Linked DNA regions of Homo sapiens: region 2 is linked to region 1. The links are chromatin loops, found by intact Hi-C in ENCODE. Cell type or tissue: GM12878. All regions are shown on one strand. Links, peaks and the distances in the headings refer to the core of each region. The heading gives the core; the rest is flanking DNA.

What was found. A loop is a pair of places that touch in the nucleus more often than their neighbours do. Peaks named below come from ENCODE experiments on the same cell type or tissue, not always from the same donor. Only the 100,000 strongest peaks of a DNase experiment are listed, where the experiment ranks them.
Region 2: a loop joins it to region 1, with 11 times the contacts of the local background. A loop is called at or near these places in 1 of 110 quality-filtered maps.

Annotation. Positions count from the first base shown.
Region 1 is chr13:24,960,156-24,975,084 of GRCh38, forward strand. It overlaps the pseudogene TPTE2P1. Among named protein-coding and RNA genes, the nearest start is that of CPAP, 45 kb to the left of the region's middle. RefSeq lists an enhancer at 9,440-10,347. In GM12878, for the core only: a CTCF peak has its summit at 8,413 (motif pointing left); no DNase peak of the experiment used is centred there; H3K4me3 peaks cover 436 bases; H3K27ac peaks cover 361 bases.
Region 2 is chr13:24,735,801-24,750,729 of GRCh38, forward strand. LOC105370118 (a long non-coding RNA gene) reads right to left here and starts at 2,848. Exons shown (of 4, transcript XR_941759.1): 1 at 2,657-2,848; 2 at 986-1,604; 3 at 424-702. It also overlaps the pseudogene CLUHP9, the pseudogene IRX1P1 and a transcript of RNF17 not described here. RefSeq lists enhancers at 5,645-6,466, 12,008-12,057. In GM12878, for the core only: a CTCF peak has its summit at 5,638 (motif pointing right); no DNase peak of the experiment used is centred there.

The sequences.
Region 1 (14,929 bases), core at 6,950-9,449:
AGGTGGGTGGAGGATTACTTGAGGTCAGGAATCCTAAACCAGCCTGGCCAAGATGGTGAAACCACATCTCTACTAAAAATACAAAAATCAGCCAGACGTGGTGGCACATGCTTGTAATCCTAGCTACTCAGGAGGCTGAGACAGGAGAATTGCTTGAACCCGGGAGGTGGAAGTTGCAGTGAGCCGAGATCACACTACTGCACTCCAGCCTGGGTGACAGAACAAGACTCTGTCTCCAAAAAAAAAAAAAAAAAAAAAGAAAGAAAAAGACAATTCTGGGAAGGTGACTTGCAACCTTTCTTGCTAATATGTTGCTTTCTTCAGACTTCTAATCATAATGATTCTTAATAATAAATACTGGAGTTTAACTACTTTGGCCCTACTTTAAGGCCAGTTCCTGATGCAATCTCTATAAAAATATAGGATAGTTTTATCCAAAAATTCCCGTGGTGTTCAGTATATATTTATAGACAAAGGCTCTTTTGTTCCTTTTTTTCAATTCAAATGACCCACTTCCCTCAGCATTTCCTCAAAGACTTGGTTTCTCAGCCAATTAATTGTTTTATTGCTTTCCTCTCAACTCTACATTAATTTTAATTCAAATATGTACAAAGCTAAAGGTAGAAAATTAAAACAAATATTTTAATAAACTAGTGTATTAATTATCTTTGATTGCTCATCTCATATGCTGTTTGTTTTCTTTTCATTTAGTTTTGTTTTCACTAACACCATGATATTCATTTGTCATTAGAAATCACAGTTTCTTGCCTCAGTTCCCTCTTTCCCATTCCAGGTGCAGAACTTCTTTCTATTGATGTCTACCAGAAATCAGTGAAATGTAGAACTAAACTCAGAAGGCTAAAAATACTAGGCTGTCTGTGTGGACACCAGCATCCTGGCCCCATGGCACCTATAGCACCCAGCACTGGCACCATCTCAGGTCCACAAGCTGGCTGCTAGAAGAGGTTTGCTTTAGGGGTTCCGAAGCATCACCTCCCTGCTACCTCTCTGGCAGTGGGAGTGGTGAGGCCCCATTCCTTCCACACAGACACATCCTGCTTTCCCGCCTCCCCTGAGTGTAAGCTGGGAGTGAGAGGGTTACAGATGGAGGAGAGAGGGGAAAGGGAGAGCCCAGGGTGATGAGAAAAAAATATGCCTCTAAAAGAAGGTGAGAAAATGATACGATACGGAGACACCTCCACCAAGGCAAACTCTGAACTAGAGGTGGTTCTGAGAAATAAGCAGGCTTGAGGGCACATGGGTCCTCCTCCTCCCTCATCAGAGGCTCCCTCTGCCCGGAAAAGTCCACCTGGGTTGAGACCGGAGGAGCAATGAGAACAGGAGAGATGGGAAGGGGATGAAGTCCCCCAAGTTGGTGATGGAAAAGAAAAAGTGAAGAACATCTAAGGGCTGGCAATCAATGGGCAATTGCAGGAGGAGCGGCATAAATAAGGAGGAGTTCCTGTGTGACAATATGTAAAAAGACAGGTATGAGTTAGGCTCATCTGTATATATAACTATGAGCAAAACTCTCCCAGAGTGGGGACATTGGCCCTCCTGCCCAATTCTTCAATTACACATAAAGCACTTAACCACGAATTGAATAAATAATGAATCTTTTTATAAAGAGTATCCGTCTTGGAGGGAGATTCCAGTTGTACAGATGTTTCACTTGTGCAAAATATCCAACATATCTATTGTGAAAAGCAACAGAAATCTTCCTTTAAGTGGAGATGAAGTCTAAAGTCAGCATTCCTTTTTTTTTTTTTTTTGCATAAAGCTTGTTAATGGAGGTAAGTAATTAAGAAAACATTTACTGGATGCCATTATATAACTGGACATTTTTAGGGATGCTGCCCCACAACTATCTACCTTGAGGGAAAAATACTGAATTCAGTGCAATGGGGAAGTAACAAGGATGGAGCCAGGCCCTGTTTATAGGCTGCTTATGGTTGAGAGGGCAACTAATCAGAAGCACAACAAAACAGTTACAGCATCATCAGTGTCCGGATAGAAGCTTAGTTGTGACTGAGTTAGAGGAAGGCTTGTGGTTTGGTGAAGAGCAGCTTCCTGGGCATGAGAGAATGGTATAAGTGAAAACTCCAGAGGAATACCTCCATACCTCAGTAGCAGGTTTCCCATCATTCTTCTCTTGTTCCTGATGCTAGAATTCTTCACTTTGCATTTCCTCAATTCTGTTTTCTCAAGGAAGCCCTGGAATTCTCTCAGCCTTGTCCTTTCCCTGGGGCAAGCTGTTCACAACGGTTCTCCCCTGAATCTTTCTTCAAGGTATTGAAGAGCTCTGGTACTCAATCAACTGGTTCAGAATTCAAAAGTTGGCCATCATGGTGGCTCCCGCCTGTAATCCCAGCACTTCGGGAGGCCGAGGTGGGCAGATCACCTGGCGTCAGGAGTTTGAGACCAGCCTTGCCAACAGGGTGAAACCTTGTCTCTACTAAAAGTACAAAAATAGGCCATGCGTGGTGATGGGCACCTATAATCCCAGCCACTTGGGAGGCTGAGGCAGGAGAATCACTTGAACCCAAGAGGTCGAGGTTGCAGTGAGCTGAGATTGCACCACTGCATTCTAGTCTGGGCGACAGAGCGAGACTCTGTCTCAAAAATTAAAAACAAAACAAAACAAAACAAAACAAAACTCATAGGTTCACAGACTGTTCCTTACCCATTGGGAAATGCTCATTAAAGTAACTAACTGCCATACTTCCCTTTAGAAAGGGCCAGTCATGAGATAGGCTCATGAAAGTCCTCCACTTAGGAGTAGATGTAGTCAGTAGAATGGCCCACAATGCAGGATCAGAATGTGATGGTGTCTGAGAATCACCACCAGACACAGAGGGCACTCTGTCCTGAGGTCTTGCCAACACAGCTCTCAAACGTGCAGCTGAATCCCTTTGTTGCTTTTTTAGTGAATCAGAAGAGATTCAGTTGCAGCTTTGGTGTGCTAGTTCTGGACTAAAGTTAGGGAAACTATGCACGACTGCAGAAGAAATGGGGATGAGGAGATGTGTGGGGGAGAGTTGTTGAAGGAGCTCCACCTAGCATCCCCTTAGCTTCTGCCACTAGATTCTCCACCTTTCCCTAAGGGCTGTAAACCACCAGGGCCCTCAAGCTGCTTGTGCTCCCACGCTTCCTTCTCCTACAACTTAAAACAACATGGACTTGTAGTAGAAATTAATACAACCAACACATAGGAGGCACTCACTACAAACAACAAGATATTATGAGAAAAGGGTGGAAAGATGGGTAAGCCATGGGCTTTGCCTTTAAAGGGGATACAGAAGTCACCACTTCAAATAACTAGAGAATGATGCAAAGTGACATAGTCCCTAAAAGAAACACAAAGGGCTCTAAGAATTGAAAAAGCAAGAGACTACTTCAGGCTGAGAAGGGAAAGGGACTCTAGGAAAAGGGGCATGAGCAACGGCATGAGGGTATCAAGTGTCCATAGGCTGGGAAAGAGCACACAGTCTAAATGTGTTGGAGTATGGGATGTGTGCATGCACATAGTGGAAGAGAAGGTTGGAAAAGTCAAACTGTGGCTCTTGAGTGCCAGGTTGAAACGTTTAGTTTATTGCCATTGGCAGTGGGGACATAGTATGGATTTTGAGCATGGAAATGGCATGATTAGGGCTGCACTTCAGTAAATTCACTTATCACTTTTAGCTTAGGGTCTATGAATATCTTTGTTTTGTTTTGTTTTGTTTTGGGCTTGGGTGTGGGAGAAAAGTATCAGTGGATAAGGCTGAGTTCTTCTGGCCCAAACTAAAGGTTTAGGGCCAGTAGTTAGAGTGTTCTTCTAACGGGGCCAAGAGTACTTACTCAGCTCCCACCACTTAAAGAAAAACTCATTTACAGCCACATCCAAATCCATTTCGGAATTCCCAACCCACTCTCACTTCAGTTTCAGGGGCAATATAGAAAAGGCAATATAAATGAGAAGCTGTGCACAAAAAGGGCTTCAGAGACTGACATCTAGATTTCAGTCCTTGGTTCAAAAGTTACTTTCTATGAACCTCAATTTTCTAATTTATAAGATGAGAATCATAGTAGTGCCTACTCATAGAGTTACTGAGAATATTAAATGAGATAGTGAATATAGAACTCTTAGAATAGTTCAGCAAAGTCTAGAATGTTGTAAATGCTATAGGATAAACATCCTGGTTTCTGCAATAAACAAATTACAAGTAATAAAAAATGGTGAGAAATCTATAAACTCAGATTCTTAAAAGAGACTTAGGAGACACAGCAACCAAATGAAATGTGTGGACTTTGTTTGAATTCTGATTAAACAAACTAAATTTTCAAAGATTTTAAGACAATTTTGGAAACAAACATGGAGTACAAATTTGATATGAAGGATTTTTAAGGTATAATATTTTTAGATATGATAAAAAGTGTTAAGGTTTTTTGTTGTTGTTTTAAGAGTACTTAAATGTCATAAAATGCTGTGGGATAAAATGATCTGATGACTGAAATTTCCTTTAAAATAACTCAGATTTAGGGAAAGCAAGAGTGGAGAGTGGGGTTGAGGGGTGTGAGTGGAGTGGGAAAGAACGGATGAAATGTGGCTGGCTGCCGGCTGAAATGACTGTTGCAGCAATGTGACGACTATATGTGGATATATTGTATGATTCTCTGGACTTTTGTATATGATTAAAATTCTCTATAACAAAATGTTTCTAAAAGAAAAAACAGAGTAACAGTGTATATTTCATATAGGTGTTATGGGTATTAAATGATATATGTAAAAGTGCAATACTGTCTGGGATACAGAAGGGGTTTTGAAAAGTTTATTTCTCCTTTTATTTTCTCTTTTAAAATACACCTCCCCCACAACACACAGAAAAGACACACACACACACACACACACACACACACACACACACACCAGGAGTCATCCAAAAACAGTCTTTGTAATGTTCTGCAAGGGTTGAATTGCCCTAGTAAGGGTTTGTGAAAGACTTGGATCTTTTTTACATTGAAATCAAAGGCTGGTGATTTTAGATACACTTCAGGGTCCTGGAGCCTTGGGTACTGGACCTTCCTACTTTGGGAAAATAATCAACTCCTGAGCTCCATAAACAATAACCAGTATAGAATAGAAAGCAGGATTCTCTGAGGAGAAGCCAGAGTCCCCAGCATGTGGGCAGCACCTAAAGCGTGACCCTCAGACTCAGGGAGGGACCAAGGCCTGTTGCAGGGCACCCAACTGCTGCTGCCTGATCACCAAAGGAGAAGAGTCTAAAGTGAAACCAAATAACAGGTGGCAATCTTAACCCACTCCCCTAAAAAAAAAACTCCCATTTTTAAAAAGAAAACTTACCTGAGAAGGAGTTTCTAGTCCCTGAAATTTACTGCTGTGGGTTTTATCTGTTTGCCTTTCTCCAAAATAATACAGGCTTTCCTGCAAAAAAGGGTACAATCCAACCATGGTTCATCTGCACTCTTTCCTTTCCTATATTAGGTACCCTTAGGGTTTCTACGCCTACCTTCTTTCCTAAAGTCAGTGATTTTGTTTGTTTGTTTGTTTGTTTTTTGGTAGAGTCTTGCTCTGTAACCCAGACTGGAGTACAGTGGCAGGATCTAAGCTCACTGCAACCTCTGCCTCCTGGGTTCAAGTGATTCTACTGCCTCAGCCTTCTGAGTAGCTGAGACTACAGGTGTGTACCACCATGCCCAGCTAATTTTTTGTATTTTTAGTAGAGATAGGGGTTTCACCATGTTGGCCAGGCTGCTCTCAAACTCCTGACGTCAAGAGATCCACCTGCCTCAGCCTCCCAAAGTGCTGGGATTACAGGCGTGAGCCACCCGTGCCCGGCCGAGTGATCTTTGGGCAGAAGCTACCGAAAATAACAAAATTAGGACTTCTCTCATTCAAGGATTCATACATTCATAAAATTTTAGAGCTGGAAAGACCTTAGAAAGCATCTGGTCCAACCCTTCTTTCCATATTACAAATGACAACACTGAAACCAAAAGAAAACCAAGCAACCTGCCAAGGAGATGCTGCAGCCAGTTAGAAGCAGCACAGGTCTGGAATACAGGTCCCTGGATCTCAGTCTAGGGCTCCGGATCAATGGCTGTCAATGACTTTCAAACCTTTTGTTTTTTAAGCTGCAATCCACATTAATAAACCTAGGAGACACACACACACACACACACACACACACACACACACACACACACACACCCCCCAATATTTAAACCTTTTGATATTTTCTATTCTGCTCTATTCCATTTTATTTTTAAAAGATGTCAGTTACAACCCAGTAACTTTATTTTACAACTCACTGATAAATCATGATCCATAGCTTGAAAAACACCATCCTAGAACACCCATTTTCAAAATCTTTGTATCTCAAATTAGAGAAAGCAAAGGTGGTGGAATGGGAGTGCTGGGCATTGTGCACAACCACCACCTCTTCCCTAGACTGCAGGCCAAACAACTCGAGCAGAGCTGCTGGAAATGGTAGCATCTCAGCAAGAAAATGGCAGAAAGAAAAATGATTGAGAACTCTGCTTTAAGTGGAAACAGCCCACCTTGTCTTATCAGAAATTTCTAGAGGTCACAGACTCCACATGTATTGACTAAGCAAAGATATTTACATTCAGGAGAGGCTTTGTTTTGAGTTGTGAAATGTTGCTTTTTATCTACCTAAGAGTTGTGAGGATGGGCAAGGCTCTTTGGAGAATTTATCTAATTAAGCTTGATACTATTCTCACGAGGAAGGAAGAAGTCATGGTACTGGCAGGAGTAAGAGCAGAGCCAGGTGAAGTGAGGGAAGTATCTTGATTACTGAATTTTTTTTCTGTGTAACATGGCTTTACTCCCCTCACCTTAATCCTGCCCCATCAGGTCTTGTCTTTATTTAAAATGTTGATATTGTATACAGCATAGATATTTTGCATTAATTTTTATTAAAATATTGCGTTAAAATTATTTATTTTAATTATTACAATTTTTAGCATTCCCTTAAATGTTGCACCTCATTGACCTCACTCTAGTCCTGGCCCAAAGAGATTCTGCAGTCAGCTACTAACTAGTGCACATTAAACAAGAAAGTATCAAAAACAGACTTTCTAAAAACTGCTTCTCTAATTACAGTTTTACTAAGCACCATGAATCAAATAATCATCTTAACGTCCTACCAGCGATGTTTCAGAACTAGCAAACTCAATCATCATAAGACAAATTTTGTAGAACATCTTTCATACCTCTGCAGTTAAAAATATTTTGGAGGCAATAAGGCAGGCACAAACCATAGTTCCGGTTCTTCCTAGAAAAGAAAAGTATTTCAAGGAACATACGTGGTATAAAAATACACTCAGAAATATTCAAGGAGTGCATTTTAAGTTGATTTTTCTTTTTTTTGAGACAGGGTCTTGTGTCACGCAGGCTGGAGTGCAGTGGCACAATCTTGGCTCATTGCAACCTCTGCCTCACAGGTGAAAAATACGCAAATTACATTTACAGTAAAAATATCTCTCACCATCTCTCCATAAAAGGACACGATGAGGTTTTTACTAAATCTGTAAGAAAGCAACAATTATGTCTTTTATAATTTTTTTGGATAATAGTAAAAAAGAAAAATTCCCAACTCATTGAGTACATTAATATAACTGATTCCAAAATTGCACAAATACAGTAGGATATTTTTACACCAGTCTCACATATAAATGTAGATTTTAAAATATACATATATTTTCAAAGTGAATTCAGCAACGTAGAAACACCATGTATCAACACCAAGTGCCATTTCTCTTAAGGATGCAAGGATTTTTTTCCAAGATGGCAGATTACAGGCTTTTAGCATGCCTCAGTCATTTGGAAATAGCAAGCAAGTACATAAAGACCAACTCTGTGAGCTTTAATTCAAGAAAGAAAATGGCAATTCCCCAGAATGATGAAGGACATCCCAGATCCTGGGGAGGACATTGCAGGCAAGCAGCCCTCAGGACAGCATTTGACTGATAAAAGTGAGTGAAGCCTCAGTATGTGAGAGAGGCAGACAGCATCCCTCTGTCTCACCTTTCCACTGGAGATCCACGCAACCCGGGCAGAGGAAGAGATTGTTTCTCCCAAACCTTGACGATCATTTGAGGAAAGACTTGGAGACTTTGTGGGGGAAAGACACAGGGAAACGCTGCCGGCATTGTCCCAAACCTGGACTGGGAGCAGGACAACACTGGGGGAATCTTCCCTATCTGGCTCCACCCATCTTGTGCCCCCAATCCCCCTACCCCTAGGGCTGAGGGAGCTCAGATTAATGTGTACTCAGGAAATCAGCCCATTCCTGGGGCAGCAGAGAGCTCCTCCCAATAAACAAGGATCAAGTACACAGCCAGCAGCACTGGCAACAGCCAGCTCTTACCCATGGCGCCATCTACTGGCTTGTAGGTCAAACCACACACCCAATATAAAACCTGCTGGCAGAAGTGCATAGGGCTACAGAAGCAAAGCCAAAAGACCCTACCCAGCATGCTCTACAGCCACACCCCCTAGAGAGGAGGGAAAGGGAAAGAAGAAAAAAAATAACAATAATATTATAGAAAAGGAAAGAAAAAGAAAAAATCCTACCCAAACAAAAATAATTACACAAATTAGAAGTGCTAGCATCTCCAGATGAGAGGGACCCACGCAAGAATTCTGGCACCATGAGAAATCTGAATGTAGTGACACTACCAAAGGATCACACTAGCTCTCTGGCAATGCTTCGTGCCAAAATGAAAACTCAGAGATGACAATAAACATTTCAAAGCTTGGGTTGCAAGGAAGCTCAATGAGATTCAAGGTTGAAATCAACAAAAAGAAACTTCTACATCAATCCAGGAAATGAAGGAAGAGATAAACATCTTAATAAGAAATCAATCAGAACTTCTAGAATTAAAAAAACTCACTTAAGGAACTTCAAAATACAACTGAAAGCTTTATCAATAGACTGGACAAAGTAGAAAACATAATTTCAGAGCTTGAAGACTGGTCTTTTGAACTAATCCAGTCAGACAAAGATAAAGAAAAAAGATTTTTTAAAAGTGAAGAAAGTCAGAAATATGAGATTATGTAAAGTGATCAAACCTACGAATTACTGGCATGCCCTAGAGAGAAACAGAAAAAGAAAACAGCCTGGAAAACATATTTGATGGAATAATTCAAGAAAATTTATTGAATCTTGCTAGATAGACATCTAAGTACAATAAAGCCAGACAGCACCTGTGAGATACTATAAAAAATGAACATTACCAAGGCATATACTCACCAGACTGTCCAAGGTCACTGTCAAAGAAAAAGCCCTAAAGGCACTGGAGAAAAAGGCCAGATCACATACAAAGGTAGCCCCATCAGGATAACAGCAGACTTCTCAGCAGAAACCTTAGAAGCCAGGAGAGATTGAGGGATCTATTTTCAGAATTGTTAAAGAAAATAAATTATAATCAACAGATTCATATCCTGCCAAACTAAGCTTCATGAGTGAAGGAGAAATAAAAACATTTTTCTTTTTTTTTTTTTTAAATTTATTTTTTATTTATTTTTTTTTATTGATCATTCTTGGGTGTTTCTCGCAGAGGGGGATTTGGCAGGGTCATAGGACAATAGTGGAGGGAAGGTCAGCAGATAAACAAGTGAACAAAGGTCTCTGGTTTTCCTAGGCAGAGTGTGTGTGTCCCTGGGTACTTGAGATTAGGGAATGGTGATGACTCTTAACGAGTATGCTGCCTTCAAGCATCTGTTTAACAAAGCACATCTTGCACCGCCCTTAATCCATTTAACCCTGAGTGGACACAGCACATGTTTCAGAGAGCACAGGGTTGGGGGTAAGGTCACAGATCAACAGGATCCAAAGGCAGAAGAATTTTTCTTAGTACAGAACAAAATGAAAAGTCTCCCATGTCTACTTCTTTCTACACAGACACAGCAACCATCCGATTTCTCAATCTTTTCCCCACCTTTCCCCCTTTTCTATTCCACAAAACCGCCACTGTCATCATGGCCCGTTCTCAATGAGCTGTTGGGTACACCTCCCAGACGGGGTGGTGGCCGGGCAGAGGGGCTCCTCACTTTCCAGTAGGGGTGGCCGGGCAGAGGCGCCCCTCACCTCCCGGACGGGGCGGCTGGCCGGGCAGGGGGCTGACCCCCCCCTACCTCCCTCCCGGACGGGGCGGCTGGCCGGGCGGGGGGCTGACCCCCCCACCTCCCTCCCGGACGGGGCGTCTCGCCTGGCGGGGGGCTGACCCCCCCACCTCCCTTCCGGACGGGGTGGCTGCCGGGCGGAGACGCTCCTCACTTCCCAGACGGGGTGGCAGCCGGGCGGAGGGGCTCCTCACTTCTCAGATGGGGCGGCTGCCGGGCGGAGGGTCTCCTCACTTCTCAGACGGGGCAGCGGGGCAGAGGCGCTCCCCACATCTCAGACGATGGGCGGCCGGGCAGAGACGCTCCTCACTTCCTAGATGGGATGGCGGCCGGGAAGAGGCGCTCCTCACTTCCTAGATGGGATGGCGGCCGGGCAGAGACGCTCCTCACTTTCCAGACTGGGCAGCCAGGCAGAGGGGCTCCTCACATCCCAGACAATGGGTGGCCAGGCAGAGACGCACCTCACTTCCCAGACGGGGTAGCGGCCGGGCAGAGGCTGCAATCTCGGCACTTTGGGGGGCCAAGGCAGGCGGCTGGGAGGTGGAGGTTGTAGCCGAGATCACGCCACTGCACTCCAGCCTGGGCACCATTGAGCACTGAGTTAACGAGACTCCATCTGCAATCCCAGCACCTCGGGAGGCCGAGGCTGGCGGATCACTCGCGGTTAGGAGCTGGAGACCAGCCCGGCCAACACAGCGAAACCCCGTCTCCACCAAAAAAATACGAAAACCCGTCAGGCGTGGCGGCGCGCGCCTGCAATCGCAGGCACTGGGCAGGCTGAGGCAGGAGAATCAGGCAGGGAGGTTGCAGTGAGCCGAGATGGCAGCAGCACAGTCCAGCTTCGGCTCGGCATGAGAGGGAGACCGTGGAAAGAGAGGGAGAGGGAGAGGGAGACCGTGGAAAGAGAGGGAGAGGGAGAGGGAGCATAAAAACATTTTTCTAGAGAAGCAAATGCCAAGAGAGTTCATTACCACTAGACCAGTCTTACAAGAGATGCCTAAGGGAGTTCTAAACATGGAAATGAAAGAATGATACCTGCTATCATAAAAACACACTTAAGTACACAGCTCACAGACCCTATAAAACAACCATACAATAGAAAGTACAAAAAAACCAGCTAACAATTTCATGATAGGGTGAAAAGCTCACATGTCAATAGTAACCTTGAATGTAAACACACCACTTAAAAGTCACAGAGTGGGCTGGGTGCGGTGGCTATTCCTGTAATCCCAGCACTTTGGGAGGCCAAAGCAGGCAGATCACAAGGTCAGGAGATCGAGACCATCCTGGCCAATGTGGTGAAACCCTGTCTCTACTAAAAATATAAAAATTAGCCAGGCGTGATGGCACATGCCTATAATCCCAGCTACTCAGGAGGCTGAGGCAGGAGAATCACTTGAACCTGGGAGTCAGAGGTTGCAGTGAGCCAATATCATGCCACTGCACTCTAGCCTGATGACAGAGTGAGATTCTGAAATAAATAAATAAATAAATAAATAAATAAATAAATAAAGTCACAGAGTGGCAAGTTGGATTAAAAAAACAAAACCCATCTGTCTGCTGTCTTCAAGAGACCCATCTCACATGTAACAACACCAATAGGTTCAAAGTAAAGGGTTGAAGAAAGATCTGTCACACAAACAAAACACAAAAAAGAGCAGGGGTCACTATTCCTAAAACAGATAAAACAAGCTTTAAACCAACAATAGTAAAAAAGGACAAAGAAGAGCATTACATAATGATACGGAGTTCAATTCAACAAGAAGCCTTAACTATCCTAAATATATATGCACCCAACATTGGCTCACCCAGGTTAATAAAACAGATACTTCTAGACCTATGAAAAGACTTAGCCACACAATAGTCAGGGGACTTCAACACCCCACTGATAACATTACACAGATCATAAAGACGGAAAACTAACAAAGAAATTCTGGACTTAAATTCAACACTTGATCAATTGGACCTAATAGAAACCTAAAGAACTCCCAGCATTTTGGGAAGCTGAGGTGGGTGGGCGGATCACGAGGTCAGGAGTTTGAGACCAGCCTGGCCAATATGGTGAAAACCCATTGCTACTAAAAATACAAAAATTAGCCTGGTGTGGTGGCAGGTGCCTGTAATCCTAGCTACTCGGGAGGCTGAGGCAGAAGAATTGCTTGAACCCAGGAGGCAGAGGTTGCAATGAGCCGAGATCATGCCACTGCACTCCAGCCTGGACAACAGAGTAAGACTCAATCTCGAAAAAAAAAACACCTACGAACCAAGAAGGCCCAGATCAGATGTATTCACAGCTGAATTCTATCAACTATACAAAGAAGAACTGGTACCAGTTCTACTGAAACTATTCTAAAAAATTGAGGAGGGACTCTTCCCTAATTCATTCCATGAATCCTGCATCACCCTGAAACCAAAACCTGGCAAAGACACAATAAAAAAAAGAAAACTAAAAGGTAATCTCAATGATGAAGACAGCCACAAAAATCCTTAACAAAATACTGGCGAACCAAATCCAACAGCACATCAAAAAGTTCATGATCAAGTAAGCTTCATTCCAAGGATACAAGGTTCAGCATATGCAAACCAATAAATGTGATTCACCACACAAACAGAATTAAACAGAAACCACATGATCATCTCAACAGATGCAGAAAAAAAAGCTTTTGATAAAATCCAACATCTTTCTTGATAAAAAAAAAACACTCAAGAAACGAGGAATCAAAGGAACATACTTCAAAATAGAGCCATGGGCCAGGTGCAGTGGCTCACATCTGTAATCCCAGCACTTTGGGAGGCCAAGGCAGGCAGATCACTTGAGGTCAGGGGTTCAAGACCAGCCTGGCCAACATAGTGAAACTCCGTCTTTACTAAAAATACAAAAATTAGCCAGGCGTGGCGGCACATACCTGTAATCCCAGTGACTCAGAAGGCTGAGGCAGGAGAATTGCTTGAACCCAGGAGGCGGAGGTTGCAGTGACCGAGATTGCACCACTGCATTCCAGCGTGGGTGACAGAGCAAGACTCCATCTCAAAAAACAAACAAACAAACAAACAAAAAAAACAGGCTGGGCGCGGTGGCTCATTCCTGTAATCCCAGCACTTTAGGAGGCTGAGGTGGGTAGATCACCTGAGGTCAGGAGTTCGAGAGCAGCCTGGCCAACTTGGTGAAACCCCATCTCTACTAAAAATACAAAAATTAGCTGGGCGTTGTGGCAGGCGCTTGTAATCCCAGCTACTTGGGAGGATGAGGCAGGAGAATCACTTGAACCTGGGAGGTGGAGGTTGCAGTGAGCCAAGATTGCACCACTGGACTCCAGCCTGGGCAAGAAGAGTGAAACTCCATCTCAAAAAAAAAAAAAAAAAAAGAAATCATTTCCTTTGCAGCATCATGGATGCAGCTGGAAGTCATTATCCTGAGCAAATTAATGCAGGAACAAAAAACCAAATACCATATGTTCTCACTCATAAGTGAAAGCTAAACAATGGGTGCTCATGGACATCAAGGTGGCAATAATGGACCCTGGGGAGTTCTAGAGGGGGCACAGCAGAAAAGGGCACAGGATGAAAAACTAACTATTGGGTCCTGTGCTCAGTACCTGGGTGATGCGATCACTCACACCCCAAACCTCAGCATCACACAATATTACCAATAAACCTGCATATGTACTTCCAAATCTAAAAGTTAAATTATACCAAAAATCTAAGCTCAAAAAGAAAAAAGTCTTTTGCCCATTAAAAAACAAATAATAGAAAATACAAGAATCATCCTATATCAGAAATCTATGTTAATGCAATTTATCATATTCATTGATTAAAGAAGACATACCTTACAATTATCTCAATTAATGTAGGAAAAAGCATTCACTAACATTCAGCCTGCACCTGTGACTTTAAAAATTAACAACAACTAGGAAACTTCCTTAACTCAACAAAGAGAATCTACCAAAATACCTACCAGGAACATCATATTAATGACATAATATTGACAGCGTTTTCTTTAAAGCCTGGCATTAAACAAAAATGCCCTCTCTTCACTGCTTCCATTTAACACTATACTGCAGAGCCTAACCAGTGTAGAAAGTCAGTGTAGTAAGTAAATCTATAGAATAACTCCTTAATCTAATGAGAGAGTTTAGGAAGATTTCTAGATGCAGGCTCAACATAAACAAAAATTAATAGCTAAATCAAGGATGCAGGTTGAAATCTTTACAGTAATTAATAAAAACATAGAAAAGGAGTATATGACTTCCAAGGTAATGACAGAGGGTGAGAAGGAAAGAATTATATTATTAAAATTCAATCGAACGAAAACAGAATGTCAGTAGGAAAATAGAAGAGTTAAATAAAATAGATGTACATAGAACGCTGTTCTCAACAATGCATAATACATGTTCTTTTCAAATGTACACAAAACATTTGACAATATTGACCAAATTCTGGGCCATAAAGCAAATCTAAACAAATTTCAAAGAACTAAAAAAGAAAAAAATACATAGTATGTTCTGTGTCCACAACACAATATAATCAGAAATAAAAAATTTAAAGATAAATACAAAATTCTCATATGTTTGGAAATAAGGAAGTATACCTCTACATAACTCATGGGTCAAAAAAAAAACAAGCACAAAGTTGGAACATAGTTTGAACTAAGTAAAATAAAAACACTACAAATAAAAATTTATGGGATGAAGCTAAAGCAATTCTTAGAGGAAAACTTGTAGCCTTAAATGGTAAATAGAAAAGAGTGGTCGACACTCTAAGAATTATCCATGTCAAGAA
Region 2 (14,929 bases), core at 4,227-6,726, 230 kb before region 1:
CCATCTCAAAAAAAAAAAAAGGATTTGCACACATGTGGAGTGCATTATCATGCTTTCAAATTTCTCCTATGATGAGGAATGAAAAATATAATATTGGGCCTTGATTTCCTAAATGGCCCTCCGCCATTTCCCCAAATTATTCCAACTTTTCCCAAGACACTTCAGAAACATTCTCTGGAGGGAAATATTGCAAATGGTGAAGAGTACTAGATGGATGAGAATCCCATGGGATTCTTGCTTAAACTGCAGAAGAGTCACCCTCCAGGACTTCAAAAATTTACGGAAGCTGCATGAGTAGTGTGGGCTATGGAAGTCATGGGCGTCGACGTCAGGCCGACTTGGTCCTGAGTCCCTGTCCAGCCTCTTAGTTGCTGTGGGGCTTTGGACAAGTTCCCTGACTTGAAACACTTATATAAACCTCACCTGCAAGAAAATGCATAGTGATACTGATTGCAAAAATGGCATCAATTCATCATCCTTCCCTGTATCCAGACCCTTTGCAGTGTGCTTGTACAGATGTTCTCATTAAGAAGCAGACTCTGTTTCCCAAACCTTGGATCTCAGCTGGCCTTATTTGCTGTGGCCAATAGAAGACTGCAAACATAACAGTGTGCCAGCTTGGGGCTTAGGCTCAAAAGTTCTTGAATGCTTTGTTTTTCTTTCAGAATTCTACCATTTCCATAAGAGCAAGTCTGTGCTAGCCTGTTGGAGGACGAGAAACCATGAGAAGCAAAGTGCCACAGTTGACAGCCAACTCACCCCCAGAAGCAGAGATGCCTAGTCAACCAAAAGTTAAGCACACATGTCCAAAGGGGCCCAGCTGGGTCCAGAAGAATGGCCCAGCTGAGCCCAGCCCAAATGGCTGAACAGCTCAATCATGAGTGAATAAGTTTTGGGTGATTTGTTATGCAGCAATAGCTAAATAATACATGCACCCAGTGCAGATAGGATGCTAGGATTCAAGGACAGGTTGATTACAAGTTACCTGCAAACAGAAGACACCCTACAGTTGCTGATTTTCTTTTCCTCTTATTTAAAGTTGGGCCTCTTGCTTGATGGCATCGAGTTACACAGAAATGCATGTAGACATGTCTGCATGTAATTGGTGCTTAAACTACGCAGTCCTCCACAGCATGTGAGGAAACAAATGTACACAGCCTGACCGTTAGGGTCAAGGCCAAATAGCAAAGTAAGTGTGCCTTTAATCTATTCCCTCCATATCTAAACTTCGTAGGTCAAGGCTGTGGACAGATCTGAAGACACTGGGTTTCCTCCTTTTGGGGGCCCCATCATCCTTTGTTCATTTTCTGATCTCTGGAAAGACGATGGGCAGCAGGTGGGCAGCAGGGAAACCTGTGGACACTTTGTTCTTGTAGCCCCTGCCCTCTAGAGGCACCATCTCTCACTCTTGGGCCTGAAGAGAGCTGTTGGGAGGGAGGAGGTGTCCCCTAACTTCTGGCAGAAAAGAGTGTTTCAGACCCGTCACCTCCCTCAGCTCAGGGCAGTCAGAGTCCTCCGAGCTGCGCTTCAGTGTGGTGGCCACTGGCCACGTGGGGCTGCTGGGCACCTGGAATAAGCTGCTTTGCACTGACGTGTGCTGGAAACTTAAAAATCCAGAGAGTTGCCAAAATTAGTACCAAAACTTATACACTTTATTAACAATTATATACTGGTCTCATATTAAAATGATCATATTTTGGCTATATTGGGTCAAATAAATTATTACAATCAATTTCACCTGTTTCTTTAATATGTGGCTATTAGAAAATTTAAAATACACATATGGTTCACATTTTATTTCTTAGAAGACTGTCTCCTTTTTGAAATCTCAGGCTGCCTGCTCAAAGGACCAGGGGCCAGGAAGATCATAAAAATCCAAAATTCTAAAATAATTGTCATTATGTTGTTTCTACTTGTGAATTTTATATATATATAAAATATATATATTATATATAAAATATATATATTATATATAAAATATATATATTATATATAATATATATATTATATATAATATATATATAATATATATAATATATATATAATATATAATATATATATTATATATATAGTATATATATAAAATATTTATAAAATATATATAAATATATATAATATATATATAAAATATATTTATAAAATATATATATAATATATATAAAATATATATATAAAATATATATAATATATATAATATATATAAAATATATCTATATAAAATATATATATATAATGTATCTATATAAAATATATATATAATATATCTATATAAAAATATATATAATGTATCTATATAAAATATATATATAATGTATATATATAAAATATATACATATAAAATGTATATATATAAAATATATATATATAACTTATAAATGAATATAATCTTATACACAAGGTTAAATGTAAATGTCCCCAGGGCAGGGCCAGGCCCAGTGCTGGGAGAAAGCCCTGTCTGAAAAACCTGCTGCCAGGGGCCTGTGGTTCTTGCTTCATCCAACCCAGTATCTGATGGCATCTCCTGTCTTCGGTCTCACCATGGCTTGCATGTGTGGGGCCTTCTCTCCATTTCTCCCAGGCCCCTTCTGTTCTCCCTGTTCCCTCCATCATGTCTCAGACTCTGGCCTTGGGACTAGAAGCCCCTTCCTAGACCTACCTCAGTTGTCATTTCCCCAAACCTTTCGCACAGGTTGAGGACTGGACTGCGGTCCTCTCTGCCCTGGGAGGCAGTGGGAGCTCAGCACCACCCACATCTCCTGCTCCCCTGACTCCCTCAGGAGAGATTTGTGGTCTTAGCTTGTCATCATCCTCTCTCCCCAGCTTCAGTGAGCAGGCCAGGGCTGCCTTGGGAATCAGGATGGCGACAGTGTTAGGGGGGCTCTCTGACCACGTCCGCATCACAGAGGAGTTAACTTGTTGTGACAGACAGGTACTAGGGCAGCTCTGCTGATGACCTAACCAAGGCCAAGGTTTGGGCAGAGCAACAAATGTTGGCAGCCTCCACCTACCAGGCTTTGTGCTGCTGTGCTTCTGAGTCAGTGGGGCAGGTTAGATAGGAGGAGATTGGGGCTGGCTGACTTCCCCCTAGCAAAGATTGGGGGAAAGAGTTGAAGTAGGCCGTGCGCGGTGGCTCAAGCCTGTAATCCCAGCACTTTGGGAGGCCAAGGCGGGCGGATCACGAGGTCAGGAGATCGAGACCATCCTGGCTAACACGGTGAAACCCCGTCTCTACTAAAAATACAAAAAATTAGCCGGGCGTGGTGGCGGGCACCTATAGTCCCAGCTACTTGGCAGGCTGAGGCAGGAGAATGGTGTGAACCTGGAAGGCAGAGCTTGCAGTGAGCCGAGATGGCACCACTGCACTCCAGCCTGGGCGACAGAGTGAGACTCTGTCTCAAAAAAAAAAAAAGAGTTGAAGCAACTTGCCCAAGGTCACACCATGACCAAGTTGCTTAGGGGAGCACTTGGATTTCCACCTCATGGCCGGCAAGCCAAAGCTGCCTGGTCTGGCCCGGAGGAAACGGGGACTGGTGTGTTGTTCTGAATCTCATGCTGAGAATGAGGGGCTGTGCAGAGTCTGTTGGAGAATTTCTGGGACAGCATCAGTGAAGCTCCTTCTCAACTGAGGGCCTCTATCTGGGGTGAACTGGGTCAGGGGAAGGCACAGCTGTTCATTTGGGGGAAACTGGGAGCATACTAGTGGGTAGGACATCAGCCTCATGTCCCTGGGAAGCTGGTGTAGATGGCTGGGGCTTCCATTACAGCAGTCCTGGATCTATTGAAGGAAGCCCTAATTAAGATCCTCAGCATGATCCCGCCTGAGCACCTAAAGTGAGGCTCCTGATCCCAGGACCCGGCTCTATAAAACTCTTCAGTCCGCTCAAGGATGAGACGATGAAAGCCACTGGGGGTGGGGCAAGGGTCAGTTACCTTCTTAGGAATAAAGCAGCTGGTAGGGGTTAAGAGAACAGGCAAGCATTTCTGAGTTCACAGGGGAGTGTCCAGTTCCTTCTGCCTAGGGGAAGGCTCCCTAGAGCTGAGGCCCAGAGGGGAAGAGAAGGGGGCTGGCAGATGTGGGGGGCTTCAGGGAGCTCCCCAACAGGATGCTGAAGCTCTCTGGGATGAGATCTGGGGAGAGTAACTAGAGGAGCTCTAGGTGATCCTCTGGCCCTGAAGACCTGCCTCTGGCCTGGGTGGGACAGGGAGGAGGCAAACAGAGGTGCCCACCTCTTTTGGGGCTTCCACAGGCTGCCTGCTTGCCTCATCCTCTTTTCTTGAAGCTCTGGGTTGCTGTGATGGGATGGAGTGATGTGCCTTTTGGGGCCCTACTTCCTGCTGGGGCTTCACCTGCTGAGGCCTGGGCTGGGGTGCGGCCTGGCCCTGGCATAGTCTCCCAAGTGGGTCCATGCCAAGCTGGGGAGGCACACAGGCCACCTGGGGTGGCGTAAGTGTCTTTTCTCGCTCCTGTCTGTTGTGTGGGCTTTCTGTGCTCCCAGGCCAGGACAAGGGTGTGCTTCATCTCTTCACCCTAATTTCTTTCATTAAGGCTGGGGAGGCACGTGTTCAAGCTGCATGTGTGCAGAGTGCTACGAGGGCAGCCCTGGCCTGTTCTCCAGAGAGGATCTCCTTTTTCCCTTTCCTTAAAGCTCAGATCCTCAGAGGTGGCCCTGGAACATGAGAGGAGGGGGTACTGGCCCAAGGCGTAGAGGTTTCTGCAGGTCCTATGACTGGGCTAGATCTGCCCCTGGGCAGGTCCTGAGGCCTGGAGGAGGAAGGGGGTTCTGCTGACATTTGGGTGCTGCAGCCTGGTCCCAGGGAGCAGGACCGCCTGGCCTGTGCTCAGTGGGGGTGGCACTCAAAGGCATGGGCTTGGCCATCGGACATATCTGAATGTTTCTTGACCTGGCTTGGCTGCCCCTCGCCTCTGTGACCTTGGGCAGCTGCTTCCCTGCCCTGTGGAGCCCATTTCCTTGGGTGAGATGGGGTGGTCGAGCCGATTTAGGGACCAGCTATGGGCTGGGCCTAGTGTGATATTGACTGTAGGGTAACCAGAATGGGGGCGGTTGTCAATACTCTTCTGGGTCACTGTCTGGCCGTCCTGTGCCGCTTCTCTCTCTGTAAGGTGAGGGTGTGTTTGGGGAGGGGTTGGGAGAGGGGTTCTGCCTAGGCCTGGCCCTTCTTCCCTATGATCGTTGTGTGAGGTCCAGAACCCTGCATGGAGCTATGTAGAAACACAGGTTCTGCCTGGGTCCCTGGGCCTGAAGGGGCGGGGACGGAGGGAGAGCCTGGCTCCTCTCACCCTGGTGAGGGTGGAAGCGGAGCCGTCCTGACTGGGCCCTGACCACATGGCAGAGGCCCTGGGGAGACACCCTGGCGAGCTGGGCATGCTCCTTCCCCCCAGCCACACAGCCCTCAGCCTCTTGCTGCCAGCTCTGTTCCCCCTGGAGAGACTTGATTCCATCCTGGCAGGGCAGGGGCTGTGAGGATGGAAAGGTAGAGCCTGCCAGCTTCTTAGTGGAGTTCAGAGGACTGGGGCACGGGGGCAGTTGTCCTCTGGGAGACGGGGTGGGGGTGTCTATCTCCCTCCCTCCCACCAGAATGAGTGACTCACGGGAAGGAGGTGCCTGCTGGGCCACCTACAGGGGGCAGCAGGAGCCAGAGGCCCCAGCCAGCCATTTAGCCCAGGAAGCAGACAAGGCACTCAGTGTCTGAGACTGGTGGACTGGGGTAGCGCCTCGTGGCCTTGGACTGGGTCTGCACCAGCTGTTGCCAGCAGCTGGCCAAAGCAGCTGCCCGTCCCCCTGGGGTGGGAGCTGAGGAGAGGACCCCCTTGCTGGGCCTGCCCCTGTCAGCCAATCTCCTAGGCCCTCGATCTTTGCAGGTCCATGTACCCCAAATGCTGGGCTCTCCTACCTTCCAGCATCCTTACCAGCAGCAGCCCCCTTTCTGAGGCTATAGGCAGGTGGGCCTGAGTGCAGGGAGCAGGTCCCCCTGGTATCCTGGAGCCACTGAGGCCTCCTGGCCCACAGCTGTCCTTTGGGCCAACCTAGAGTTAGATGCAAGTCACGGGGAGTGCACCCTTCCTGGGGCCACCCCAGCAGGCCTGGTCCCACTGAAACACAAAGTCAGCTCGAGCTCCAGCCCGGGGACCAACGACTGCATTAGGGCAAGGGTAGTGGCAGAGACTGGAATGATGGACACAGGCAGTGCCAGGCCTGGGCCAGAAAGCTGGCTACTTCGCTACCATGGCCATCCTGAGACTCCAGAGTCCAGGAGAGGGTGGCGCCAGGTGGGCAGTGGGAGCCTCGTGAACCAGTTGGCTACCCTCTTGCTGGGGAGGTCACTTGGCTTTCATCCAGAGATAGGAAGACGTTCAGGGTTCTTTGGAGGAAGAAGGAGGGGCAGGACAGGATGTCTCGGTGATAGGAGGTCCCTGGGGGACCAGCCATATTACTTTGAAATCTTACCCATGGGGGTGGAGGGTTCCCTGGGCTGGGGAGGAAGAACGGGGGCTACCTTTCCTTGTCTTCCCTCCCCTCCCCCATGCCTCCCATCCCAGACATGCCAAGGACAGGCTGCCCATCTAGGTCCAGATCTCTGGCTCCCGGCTTCTGGGATCTCAGCTCAAAACTGCTGCTGCACATTGGGCGGAAGCCCTTCCTGCTTCTCCCCTCACTCCGGTCTTGGCAGCCAGCATAGCTTTTCTCAGGGACCCAGTGGGGGAGGTTCCTCCCACCCGCCCTCCCTCTTGCTGCTTCTTGAAAGCTGATCCACTTCTGCCCCTCCTGCTCCTGTCTGCTCTGTTGTAAGAGTCAGGCAGGTTTTCACAACGTGATGGGGCTTGTCACTTGCTAGGGGATTGGGGTTGCCATGACATTTTCTCCAGCTTGGGCTTTGACATCTAGTACTACTGTAAGGATTTTGGCAGGGATGTGGTGGCCTCCATAGCACCCACCACCCACCTGAATGGCACGCACACATACAAGGTGGTGCATCTGGAGGGGCTGTGCACGCTGGGCACAGTGATGGTGAATAACTGTGGCTACCAGGTCATGGCCCAGTCCATCATCTTCCCGGCATCTTGGAGTGGAACCAGAAGCAGAGCTTCATCTATGGTTCCACTGACTTTGGCAAGAGGGTGGCGTCACAGCCACAGTACCTGGAGCTGCTGGGTCACTCAAGTTAGACCTCAAGATTCTGAGGCACTGTGTATTCAATTATTGAGATGAGGAGGTAGAGCTCTGCTTCTTGGTGGGTGTCACTGGCAAAACAGGCACCAGTATACCCTCCTCCTGCTGTGCATCTTCCCCTGACCACAGCTTCCTGCCCGTGCCCAGTACGCAGATGCTGTGCCAGCTTCCCCCATGCCCACCGGCAGGGGCTCTGCTGCCTGCACCAGGAGCAAGTGAGTGGCTTGGTAGAGCACTGGTGAGGAGCAGCCCTGGGAGGCTATAGCTAGAGCAGGCTACATCCTGCCAGAGAGCATGGCCACACTGGGTTGTCCTGGGGCTGGATCCTTGAAGAGAGAAGCTTTGGAAAGCGAAGAAGCCACACTCACTAGAGCCCCCTTCCCATCTCCCACCCACCCTGTGGTCAGTCTCCCAAATGCAGAGATCTACGTTGGTTGCAAACTAGAGAGCAGCCAAACCAGTGACCCAGCTGAGGCAGTACTGTTCCCTTAAGGAGCACGTGGAAATCTACTGGGTGGCTGTGAATATCACCATGTCAAGGGTGGGCAGGTGGGACACTGGGTGTTGGTGCCACTGGTGTTTCATGCTTAGGAGTTGGCCATGTCAAATGTCCCAAGCCAGAAATAACTCTTTCTCAAATGCCAGTGGCATTCCTGTCACTGTTGAGAGCCCCAGCCTGAATGGGGAGCCCCTCTCTGCCCCCTTCATACTATAGCTGTCTTCTTCCTGGCTGGGTAGATGTTGGGTTTTGCTGTGACCTGATGCTGTTGGGTGTGTGCACGCCCATGCAAGTGCACACTGGGCAGGATATGTCCCCATGCCTGCAGGTTGTGCAGCCCCACATTCCTCAGCCACAGCAGGCCAGGACGCTGCCAGGCCAGCAAAGCTTCCGAATCCCCCTCTACCATCTCCTGCTCCACCCTGTCTGGTGTACTCCAAGTGCCTCCTCTTCATGAAGCTGCTGCCCTGCAGCCTGATGCAGCAGAAAGCCAGCAGGCTGGAGCACCCTACCTCCCTGGAAAATAGCACTCTTCCTTCCTTGGAGTCTTAGCTTGAAGACCCTCTGGGACACAAGGCAGGAATTGAGAAGGGCAGAAGTGCTAGCAGCCGGGCCAAGGGGAAGGGGCTGGCTGAGAGCATTGCTGCAGAGGACAGCACAGGTGGGGTTGCTCTGGATGCCAGGGGAGAGCACCCAGCCTGTCCTGGCAGCTGGTCACTGTCAGTCATCGCTCATGACCCAGCCTCTGAGAGAGGCAGGGAGATGCCTCCACAGGGAGCTGTGGGGTGAGATTCACGCAGCCACTCCTCCAATGGTGGAGGTGGGCCACCTCCCAATGTGCCCTGTCCCCACAGTAGACCCTCGACACCAGGAAGTGATCCTCAACGTGTGCAAGGGAGTCAGCTCCATCAGCAGCCTGGCCTTCCACAGAAGGCCCTCCAACCTGGACATCTTATCAGGCAACTGGTGGGGGCTGGTTGGCACTGGAGCCCGGTGGGGTGAGACAGAGCCTCTTTGGGGGAGCATCTTTGGCCCTCGGTGCTGGTGTGCCTGTCCAGCCATGTGAGTGTGGCGCCTGCCAGCCCCAGACAGCATCTGTCTTACCACCCCCTGCCTCCCTTCTGCCTCATTCAAGCTTCTCTGCTCCTCTTCCAGGCAGGGGTTCACTTCCCTGAGTCCTGCCAAGATGACGTTTTGGAACCAGGAACAGCTGCTGAAAGATGTGGCTGCCTTTTTGCTCTCCTGCCAAACCTCTGGCTTGGTGAGGGAGGGGTCATGGGGTGCGTGGGGGCTTGCAAGTTTTATCACCCTAGTTGAAAACTTTTTTTCATCTCCTAGTGTAAGATAAAAACTTGGAAAGATGGGTCTCTTGAGATGTTGTTAATGGGGACCAAGGGTGGCCTAGGGAGCACGTAGGGAGCAGAACTCCTGCATGCTCTTCTGGAGAGGTGTGGTTTTTGGAACTTTTCTAGAGTGGGGGGAAAAAATAAGATCTCCATGGTCAGTGAAAGGGCAGTTCTTGGAGTCAGCTAGTGGTTCTGATTCCCCTTTTCCCACAGCAGTGGACTCGGGTGGGTGGGCTGAGAGGGCTTCCTGCTCTAGGAAGCAGAACAGGGCCCTCTCCCCTGCAAAGCGCCAGGGAGGCCCCCTCTAGTCCACAGGCGGGTGCTCCTGACTTTCCCAGCTTCGGCTTCGGGGACTCATATCTTACTCTCTCTTTTTCTCTCTCTCCACCTCCCTCCTCTCTCTCCTCTCTGGCTCTGCCCTGTGGCTGAAGGGCTCGCAGGATAAACTCAAGGGCAACCCTGGGGTGCACCCTGCCACCTTCTCGGCCCACACTGTACCGGCTCATTGTCCCTATGGCCAGTTCGAGTAAGGGGATCTCCAGGTGACCCGAGAAAGCCGCGTGCGAGAGCACAAGCACTCTCAAGGTCTGGCTCAAGGGGCACCGCAAGAACCCCTTCCCCACCAAAGGCGAGGAGAGAATGCTGGCCACCATCACCAAGATGACCCTCACGCCAGTCCCCACCAGCTTCACCAACGCCCACCGGCACCTCAAGTAGAGCACGGTGAAGTGGGGCGCGCACAGCAAGGACCAGGAGCACGGAGGCCTCTTCGACAGCGACACTGAGGGCGACCCCGAGAAGGCAGAGATTGACCTGGAGAGCATGCATCTCCATAAGACCAACACCCACGATGGCGACCAGAACAACGAGGGCGACGAAGACAGGACTGAGGAACATGCGCCCCTGCCGCCCTCACCCGGAACCAGGGCTCCCGGCTGGCAGCGCCAACGTGCTCAACCCCAAGGCTCGCTCTTGGGTCTGGCCAAGGAGGTCCCAGAGCCTGGCTGCAGGCGCCGGTTAGCCCCAGCGCTGCAGCGGGCGGCCTGCAGGGTGAGCCACGCGGGGAAGTCCAAGATCTGGTGGCTGCCTAGGGCAGCCTCGCGCCCGCAGGGCCCGCCCACCGCTTTGCTTACGCCGCTGCCCGTGGGCCACCCCGGCGCGCAGGGTCCCCAGCCCGCGCCTCCGCCACAGCCGGCTTTCCCGCGCAGCCACGGACTGCACTGCCGCCACGCCGGCAAGGGCTCCAGCTGGACGGAGGGGGCCTTCCTCGCTCCGGGATCCCTGTCCCACTGTGTGGCTTCCCGAGGCCTCCCCTTCCTGCGCCACCACCACCGCAGCCGCCCGTCGCGGTGGTCAGGGGCGCTCCGCGGAGACCGAGACCAGGCCCCGGCCCGCAGCTCCGCGCGTTCCCAGGCGCAGCTCCTGATGCCAAGTTCACTTGGACCCCGGCTGAGATTAGAGAGGCCTGGCGAGGTGTGGGGGTGCGCAGGGAGAATGGGCTGTGGTCGCCATGGTGCGTGTTGGTCTTGTGGAGATGGATGCTCCTCCGGGTCAATCTCTGCCTTCTCGGGGTCGCCCTCAGTGTCGCTGCTGAAAAGGCCTCCGTCCTCCTGGTCCTTGCTGTGCGCTCCCCACGTCACCGCGTTCTCCTTGAGGGGCCGGCGGGCGTTGGCGAAGGTGGTGGGGACTGTCGTGAGGATCATCATGGGCAGGGAAGGGCGCGCGGCAGTGGCCTCGAGCCCTGGGTCTTCTCCTTCCTGAATTTGCAAAGCCAGGCGAAGGCCCTCGTGCTCTCCCAGAGAGCTGCGCTCCACCCGCGGGCCTGCCTGCGCGTGGGGAGAGCGGGGAGGCGGGGACAGGAGACCTGAGCCCCTGGGCGCCCCTACCACGTGTCCCCCGTCCCAACACTGGACCTCTTCAGATTCCTTGCCGAGAGGGGCCTCGTCCCAAGGCTGGATGCGCCGCGCAGCGGTGAAAGCCGCCCTCGCAGCCCGCAGGCGACCAGTGGGTGCTGTTGGCTTTCGCCCCGGGGAGGGAACGGGCTTGGGGGCACTGGCGGCGGCGGAGCGCGGCGGGGAAGCTGTGGGGGTCGTGCGATGGTTATGGAGAGTGCTCCATCCGCCAGGCCTGGGCTCTGGGCGAGCTGAGGAGACCGGAGTTTTTCCCCAGGAGGGAGCCGCGCAGGCCGGCGACCTCTTCCCAAGGCTCTACTGCTGGACCGCGCCCGCGGCGCCGCTCCCGCCCCCCTTCAGCGCACTCTGCGCCTCTCGCTGGGTATGGCCAGCTCGCAGTGCGCGTTTATGCTGCGGTAAACGCATTGAAGGAACGCACAGCTTATCTAATAGGGTTTTGAAATAATTTTCGGTATGCCAGCTGGGGTGTGGTTTGCCCAATTCTGATCCTGTTTCCAGAGAACACAGCTGCTTAGACAATCTGTTATCTTCGCGTCCTGTCTTCCTTTTGACGCCAGAACATCCTAGGGATCAGGGGCCTCTCCCATGCCCTGGAACCATCCTCTCACGGTGCTGCTCTTCACTGGTGCCAATAACAGAGCTCCCGCAGGCAGGCCTGGATCAGTGGGGACTGGGGCCCTGAAGTGAGATGGAGCAAGACAGAGCGGCCCTTGGGAGAGGGGCATGGGGCGGCCCTGTGCTTTAGACTCGGCACCCTATGGCTTGAGGAGGTGACACTGTGTCGACGTGCGTTTGAAGGGAGGACGGCTGAAGGTACATGCAGTCTCCCGGACGTCACAAACTCCGCGGACGCGGGTCACACCCGCGCGCACGCGCAGCAGGGGTCTTAGCCACACAGGCGCACGGCGGGGCACGGCGGGGCACGGGCCCTGCTGCAAACGGGCGCGCTCCCTTCTGGGCAAGCAGGTGCGAGGCGCGCGCCATGGAACAGCCCTTAGCTGAGTTTCGGTTTGCGCGCAAACGGCCGGCCTGGCCGCCCAACGCAGCATTTCCAGCCAGGGCGCACAAACCTCGGGAGAGAAGGTGGAAGCCGCAGGGGCTCTAAAGGCAGCCCCAGGTTGGCTAAAGCGGTTCCTGGTACGGACACCAAGGCCCCCGTGCTCGGGCCCTACCCAGCCTGGTTCAGGTGAGAGGAGGCAAGCCTCGGCCCGGTACCGGCGTCGGAACCACAGTCGGGCCTGGCCCTGCTGCCGGGGCGGGGCTGCTGGACTTCCCTCCCGCTCCGGGCTGGACCTGACATCTGTCTCTCGCATCCGCACTGATCCGAGCTTTAACATTTTCTTTCCAGCCCGCGAACCACGCAGCTCCGGACTCCAGGCAGGAAGCGAGGGTCAGGGTCCTGGAAGAAAGCACTCTGTCCTTGAATTATTCACCCCTAATTGAGTTATCGTGACACCCTGTGGCTTTGGGAAACCTCTCCACAACCAAGTGGAGCCACAGCCCTCTGCTAATGAGGGTAGAAGGTCGAATTAGATACACATCAAAAGTGGCAGTAATTAAGCCTTCATTTGATTTACACCTGGGGCACATGCGGCTCATAGCCCAGATAGCCTGTGACTTAGAAATGGGTTTGAATAGAAAATCTACAAAAGTATGTTAGCTGTAACTGCCGGTGGTGGCAGAAGCTTGTTCAAGTTCAATAGTGAATGTTCAAGACAAAAACAACAAAAAGGATTTAGTGTAACCTTTTCACACGTAATTTATTTTGGTAATCTCTTATTTTGCAGATTTAATCTGCATCCTTTTGTGTTTTCATTTTGTTTTAACCAACGAGTAAAATGGTAAGGTGACTTGCAGTGAGACTGAAATGTCTATGTGGAGATACAGGATAAAACATATCCAGGGATAAGTGTTTTGCAACAAGCTGTGCCAAGGGTTTATTCCTCATAAGTGTAATAAGAACTAAAAGGTTTTTGTTGTTGGTGGTGGTTTTTTTTGTTTTTTGTTTTTTTTTTGAGACAGGGTCTCACTCTGTCACCCAGGCTGGAGTGCAACGAACGGCGTGATCTTGGCTCACTGCAACCTCCGCCTCCCGGGTCCAAGCGATTCTCCTGCCTCAGCCTCCTGAGTAGCTGGGATTACAGGCATGTGCCACCATGCCCGGCTAATTTTTTTGTACTTTTTTAGTAGAAACAGGGTTTCACCATGTTGGCCAGCCTGGTGGTGAACTCCTGACCTCAAATGATCCACCCACCTTGGCCTCCCAAAGTGCTGGGATTACAGGCGTGAGTCACTGCGCCCAGCCAAGATTCCTTTTAAAATTAAAATGTACTGGAAGAGAAGTGTACCTTGCTCACCTTAAAATTATTTCCCTTAAGTTCATCTATTTTTGCACAACATTTGATTTGAGGGAATTTTTAAAAATTACTGAACCTATTGTTACTCAATTTTGATTTGATATTCTCAGCAATATACAGGATTCCAGCTGACTTGCAGAAAGATGAAGAGTGCAGCAGCACAGTTCAAACATTAGAACTTTCTTTTTTCTTTCTTTCTTTCTTTTTTTTTTTTTTTGAGACAGAGTCTCACTCTGTTGTCCAGGCTGGAGTGCTGTGGTGCTATCTCAGCTCACTGCAACCTCCCCTCCCGGGTTCAAGCAATTCTCCTTCCTCAGCCTCCCAAGTAGCTGGGACCACTGGTGTGCAACACCACATCCAGCTGGCCTAGAACTTTCTGAGTAAAACAATTGCTTAAGATTTTAGAATCAATTTCCCTTATTCTTTTTCTCTCTGCAGTTAAAAAACAATGTCTAACCCATGCAATGAGCTTTTGACTATATGCCTCATTTCAAAAGGAATATGAGATCATTGAGTTGGACCCAGAGAAACTGAACTCAGAGAAAACTTCCATTATTGAGAACCCAAAAGCTAATGGCCAGACAAAAGGATGAGAAGAAATGCTGGACCTCCAGTTTGTTATTAATTGCTCTTTTTTGTTTTGTTTTGTTTCGTTTTTTATTGAGATGGAGTCTGTCTCTTTCGCCCAGGCTGCAGTGCAGTGGTGCAATGTCGGCTCACTGCAACCTCTGCTGTCCAGGTTCAAACGATTCTTGTGCCTCAGGCTCCCAAGTAGCTAGGACTACAGGCATGCGACACCACACCCAGCTAATTTTTTTGTATTTTTAGTAGAGACGGAGTTTCGCCGTGTTGGTCAGGCTGATCTCAAACTCCTTACCTCAAGTGATCCACCTACCTTGGCCTCCCGAAGTGCTGGGATTACAGGCGTGAGTCACCATGCATGGCCAATTGCTCTGTTTTTCACAAGGGACTCTGCCTTAAGCTCATTTTCATTGACTTATCATTTCTGGGTTTGCTCTGGTGTGAAAATTCTCATTAAATTTTTTTCTTCAGATTATCGCTACTTCAGAAAAAATAAAAACTACATAATTTATAATTCATGTCACAAAATTTTGATGGCACACTGTGGCCTGTCAGAGATTTCTTTAACATTCCTTTTTGTTTGTTTGGTTTTGGCTTTTGGTTTTTTATTAAAACAGCTTTACTGAAACATGATTTATACACTATAGAATTTATCTGTTTTAACATACAGTTCAAAGATTATTAGTAAATTTACTGAGTCATGCAACCATCACTACAGTCCAACTTTAGAACATTTTCATCACTCCAAGAAGATGCCTCATGCCCATTAGCAGTCACTACACATTTCCACCCCAGCCCTATGCAAACATTGATCTACTTTCTGTCTCTATACATTTGTCTGTTCCAGATGTTTCATGTAAATGGAATTATACAGTATGGTAAACATCTTTTTCATCTACTTATTTTTATATTCAACTAGGTTTAACATGTAACCATAACCAAATATTTAAATTTTCTCTCCAGGAGCTTGAAAATATTTATTTTTCTTGATACTTACTTCGCCTTCTGATTTCTGTTTTTTATACTGAAACAGTCTTTTAAA